Regions from separate parts of the Homo sapiens genome. Here region 1 is linked to region 2. The links are chromatin contacts, found by Hi-C or POLR2A ChIA-PET in ENCODE. All regions are on one chromosome and are shown on one strand. Each heading gives the region's core, a stretch centred on a gene start or an enhancer-like site at or near the end of the contact. The rest is flanking DNA. Distances are from core to core; before and after follow the strand shown. Region 1 overlaps ARHGAP28 (Rho GTPase activating protein 28). Region 2 overlaps LINC01387 (long intergenic non-protein coding RNA 1387).

Evidence for each region. Hi-C counts contacts between places; a loop is a spot of excess contacts on that map. ChIA-PET counts read pairs that join two places held with the same protein, here RNA polymerase II (POLR2A).
Region 1: a loop to region 2 is called in a map of MCF 10A, with 2.9 times the contacts of the local background. The contact joins two enhancer-like sites. A Hi-C loop is called at or near these places in 2 of 168 maps with a recorded cell type or tissue (IMR-90 and MCF 10A). POLR2A ChIA-PET finds 5 or more read pairs at or near these places in 1 of 52 experiments (WTC11).

What each region holds. Positions count from the first base shown.
Region 1 is chr18:6,740,191-6,742,890 of GRCh38, forward strand. The region is part of intron 1 of ARHGAP28 (Rho GTPase activating protein 28); the gene reads left to right. Among named protein-coding and RNA genes, the nearest start is that of ARHGAP28-AS1, 12 kb to the left of the region's middle. RefSeq lists enhancers at 261-761, 762-1,262. Within about 2 kb of position 1,266, at least 6 of the 41 ENCODE cell types and tissues checked have a DNase peak (open chromatin) inside an H3K27ac peak, as active enhancers do.
Region 2 is chr18:6,560,381-6,563,080 of GRCh38, forward strand. The region is part of intron 2 of LINC01387 (long intergenic non-protein coding RNA 1387); the gene reads left to right. All of the region lies in intron 2 of LOC105371972 (a long non-coding RNA gene), which reads left to right. Among named protein-coding and RNA genes, the nearest start is that of LINC01387, 50 kb to the left of the region's middle. Within about 2 kb of position 1,296, at least 3 of the 41 ENCODE cell types and tissues checked have a DNase peak (open chromatin) inside an H3K27ac peak, as active enhancers do.

The sequences.
Region 1 (2,700 bases), core at 16-2,515, 180 kb after region 2:
ACTTCATGAGAATTAATGAATTCTTCCTCTATTCTCTCCCAATTTTCAGTCAAGTTTTCACCTTGTTTTGAGTTGAAAGCAACCAGGGGACCAAGTCAGGTCCTAGACTATGACATTGTAGAGATCAGTTCTGTTCTAAATCGTGCTCAAAAATTTAGGCTGTGGAAACTCAGACTCCTGAGCCATCCCTAGTCTCCTGTAAGCCTGAGTACAGCCCTTGTCCCTCAGTGACCTTGGAGCCATGGATGATGCCAACCTCAGATGAGCCTCAGACATTTCCATTTAGAAAACGAATCCTAGGCCCATCTTAGTCTGGACCTGAATCCTCTGCAGAGGTCAGAATCATAATGGCCCTCAGGCTCTGGGCCCTTGTGTTAATTTTTCAAGCTATTCATTTTAATAAACTTTAGTTCTTAGGACACCAGAACTATAGAGATAGGACAATCATTTTCATTATATGATAAATGGTAGTCTGGACTTTTCTGCTAACTGCCATGTTTTAGGAGTGTCTTCTCATTATTTTTAACCAGCTAAGGAGCTCAGAGTATGTTGCTAATGAGAACAAAGTTTCATGAAGACCAGTCATGAGTAAGGATAGCCAGGAACAATGTCTGTGCTACAACTGGAAAGCAAAGTATGGAAAAGTGTCTTGCCTAGAGCCTTACAGGGAATTACCAACCTGTCGATCCTGGTTTGATCACCTGCTTCCCATTACCACAGCGTTCACTCAGGCCCACAATGTGGGCTACTGGGTTCGGGGAAGCAGGAAGGCCAACAGCAAGGAAAACATGGAAGAGGGGAGAACTGGCTCCCTGACTGGGTATGGAGCTAGAGAAAAGGTGGTGTCGATTATGAGAATGGCATTTCCTTAGCTTCCTTTCAAACACTATTACAACCACCCTTGCACATTATCTTAGTGAGTGTAAGTTGGAGTCTTGAAAACATATTTGCTGTGACTTTTCATTAGCATCTTAAAAAAAAATTACTGACCTCAACAGAGTAAGCAATTAATGAGGGAAAGAGCTGACTGTAAGTTTCCACAGATTCTGTTTTGAAAAACAGAGGATGCCTGGCCCTGTGATTTTTAACATACCACAACTTAACTCCTCTCCCTCCTCATTTATAAGGCTCTGTGATTACAAGGTCGACTTGGCAACTGTTTTCATAAAATCTGAATTGTGCTGAGTTGCAGAAAGCTGCAGGCTAGAGGACTCCCACCTCTTCCAGCTTCTGGAGGCATGGAATTGGAAAAAGCAGGCCAGGCTCTGCATGTCTAAAGCTGTGTCATCCTTCATGAGGCAATGATCCCACACCAGCTAAAATAACATGAGTCATTGCTTATAAGAAGCCCAAGTGAAGCTGATTTCGATTATACCAATCCTAAACAAACATGATACTCCTCTTATCCAGATGATAAAAAAAGTTCTCATTGTGGGAGTTAAGAAAAAAAATAGCACCAATTCTCTTTAGAGTTCAAGGAAGTGCTTTGCCATTTAGCGGACTTTTGAAGTTTATCTTAAACAGGAATTCATCATTTAGCCAAATCTTACTCTAGGTTATTCTTGCTTTTGTCTCTTTTACTCCCCTACCCCCAACCCTGCCCACATCCAGTTTGGCTCATTAGTATTTTACTCTGGTTTGAAAGCTATTGAATCAAAATCCATAAAATCAAAACTGTAATCTTGTAGCTCTTTGCTTTTATTCTTTTCCAGGATCCCCCAATCGCTTTATTCCTCTAGAGTATAAAAGATGGTTTTAAAGTAGACCACAAAGAGCTGGAGAAATGGTTTAGAAGGGTAATGAAGTAGCTTAAGTAAAGCTGATGAAGTCCTCAGCTGGAATTGTGGGAATATGGATGGAAGGGACCGAAGGATTCCATGGGGAAAACAAGCAAATAAGTTGGTATAATTTGGTGATTAAATGCATGCTGAGAACTAGGAACACATGACTTGGTTTTCTTTTTTTCTTTTTTCTTTTTCTTTTTTTTTTTTTTGACAGAGTTTTTTGCTTTTGTTGCCCAGGCTGGAGTTCAGTGGTGTGATCTTGGCTCACTGCAACCTCAACTTCCTGGGTTCAAGCAATTCTCCTACCTCAGCCTCCTGAATAACTGGGATTGCAGGCACCCACCACCATGCCCGGCTAACTTTTTTTGTATTTTTAGTAGAGATGGGGTTTCATCATGTTGGCCAGGCTGGCCTCGAACTGCTGACCTCAGGTGATCCACCCACCTCGGCTTTCCAGCATGCAGGGATTACAGCCGTGAGCCATCGTGCCCGGCCATGACTTGGTTTTCTGTCTGGGAGTGTTAGGTATTGAATTTGGGAATTGTGGTGGATGAGCAGATTGTGGATGGGGAGACAATGAGTTTGACATGTGAAATTTCAACCTTTAGGTTCTTGTGGGATAATTAAGTGTATATGCTCAGCAGACAGGTGGCTATACAAGTTGGAAGCCTAGGAGGGAGATCAAGGCTGAAAGTTCTAAGCTATTTATTCATGGGAGACTTCAGCATTTGGGGGATGGTTAAAACTGGGCTTGGATGAGATCTGGCAGGAGACAGTAAAGTCTCTATAGAGACAGCAGTGGAACAAGGATGGAAACTTGAGTAATGCCAGCTAGGGAAGGACAGGGCTTGGGAGCCTGTGACGGAGACCAACAGGATGAGAGCATTCCAGAAGCAAAGGCAGCAGGCTCAGAATG
Region 2 (2,700 bases), core at 46-2,545:
TATTCAGAGTGAAATGTGGGTTGAGATGAAAAGATAATACTTACCCCTTTAACAAACCATGTAGTCTATTACAGTGGATGAAGAGGTTTAAAAAAGCAAAATCTCTATCATCTATTTATCTATTAACTCTTTTTTTTTTTTTTTTTTTTTTTGAGACAGAGTTTCACTCTTGTTGCCCAGGCTGGAATGCAGTGGTGCAATCTTGGCTCACTGCAACCTCTGCCTCCCAGGTTCAAGCAATTCTTCTGCCTCAGCCTCCCAAGTAGCTGGGATTACAGGCACTAGCCACCATGCCTGGCTATTTTTTTTTAGTAGAGACGGTGTTTCACCATGTTGACCAGGCTGGTCTCGAACTCCTGACCTCAGGTGATCCGCCCGCCTTGACCTTCCAAAGTGCTGGGATTACAGGCATAAGCCACCACGCCCAGCCTGCTTTAGATATTTTCTGATATACGTTTATGTCATTATAAAACTGAGAGACAGAGTATTTGTAGCAAAAATTTTAGAGACCAGACTTCACAGAAAAGGAATAACTAAATCCCTTCTGAAAGATATCTTACTACCTAACCACCTGTCAAAGCCTGTGAGATTTACTATATCCCTGCTACAACACAACATAGCTCTACAGACAACTTGAACTCGAGATTTCGTTTTGATACGTGATTTTGTCATGTTTGGAGAAAGTGATGATGTTGAAAGAAAAGTGTCTCCTCTTTAAAATACGTTCCTTAAGCGACTGCCTTGGAGCGGGAGATTAGGTCTCATTTCCATTCAATTCAAATTGGGCTTAAAATGTAATTCCAGGCCCTGGCAGCTACCACAGGATAATATGCTCCCTCAGTGAGAAAAAACTTGGCACTTAAAACTGATGAGTAGGCCGGGTGTGGTGACTTACGCTTGTAAATCCTAGCATTTTGGGAGACCGAAGCTGGAGGATTACCTGAGGCCAGGAGTTCAAGATGAGCCTGAGAAACATAGCCAGACTCTGTCTCTACAAAAAATTTTAAAATTAGCTGGGTGTGGTGGCACATGCCTGTAGTCCCAGCTACTCAGGAGGCTGAGGTGGGAGGACTGCTTGAGCCCAGGAGTTTGAGGCTGCAGTAAACCATGACTGTGCAACTGCATTCTAGCCTGGGCAACAGAGTGAGATCCTGTCAAAAAAAAAAAAAAAAACCAGAGATCTTTGTGTTTCTTCTTTGCAAGAGTAGGATTAGCTCAGGCCGCTGCGGTGGGGCTGAGCCCACAGATAAGGATTATGTCAGCTTGGCTTCTAAGTTTGAGGAGTTAAAAGGAGATTGAGCAAGAGATTTACGGCTGGCTGCCAGAGGAACACTTCAGGTCACAGAGGCTTATGGAACTACTCGAGTCACAGTATGTGAAACGCAAACAGCTGTCTGCCTTACTGAGGCCAAACCTGAGTGAAAACGCATGGTTGTGGAGTGCAGGGGCAGGAACTTAAACACACATGCAAGGTGAAGGAGGGCCTGCAGAGAGTCTTATGAGCGGTCAGCCACTTCTCTGTTAGCTAAAACCTTCAAACACCTTTTTTCCTATTTCTGATACTGCTTTGGGAAAATAACCAGGCAGTTGGTCTGTGTCCAGTCTACTGTAATAACAGGATTACCATTTACTCGGCACCTGATTACCACATGCCAGCCATTTCATGTGGCTTATCTCGGTGTATGATTACACTACCCATAGGCCATAGGTACTATTACTATTTCCATTTCACAGATGAGTAAGCTAAGGCTTACAGAGGTTAAGGAACTTGCCTCAAGTCACATTCTTAGGAGTAATAGAACCAGTACTGAAATTCGAGCAGCTGGCCTTAGCGCATGCGCTCACTAAACTCACTACGGTGTACAGCTCTCTCTCTCTGTGGCAGCTGATGAGGCGGGAGCTGCTGGTGGAAATTCTTCATGGGTCTCTTGTGTTTCTACATATCTCCACTTTGCTAAAAGAGGCACTAGCCATCTATGTTCTGGGCTATATCTTCAAGAATGCTTATATAGCAAATAGTCTTGGAAGACAGAGATGGCACTGTCTCTGAAGCAAAGGGCAGGCATGCTTAGTGCCTACTTTAAAAAGTCCGAGTTCCCTACCTTCAAGTTTCCTCTACCACATCATGACTGCTGTGTCTGCACGTGTCTTCTGGCCCTCTTTGCATTGTCCTGTGGGAACTGGGGAGTGGGGAACCAACAGAAGTGCAGAAGTCCCAGCTACTGTATAGCTGTGAAAAATAAACCATCCTTTTGTCTCTCTCCCAGTAGTCTCATGTCTTCTACCAGCCTCCCTGGGATGTGGCCTGCTAACTTAGTTTGCATTTGTTCTATTTCATGACAGTAGGAGGGGCTAGATTAGAAAAGGGGCTAAAATAGGCCAAGCACGGTTGCTTACACCTGTAATACCAGCACTTTGGGAGGCCGAGGTGGGCGGATCACTTGAGGTCAGGAGTTTGAGACCAGCCTGGCCAACGTGGTGAAACCCTGTCTCTACTGAAAAATGCAAATATTAGCCCGGCATGGTGGTGCGCACTTGGAATCCCAGCTATTTGGGAGGCTGAGGCAGGAGTATCACTTGAACCCAGAAGGCAGAGGCTGCAGGGAGTCAAGATGGCGCCACTGCACGCCAGCCTGGGCAACAGAGTGAGACTCTGTCTCAAAAAAAAAAGTGGCTAAAATAGCTGATGGACTTTATGGA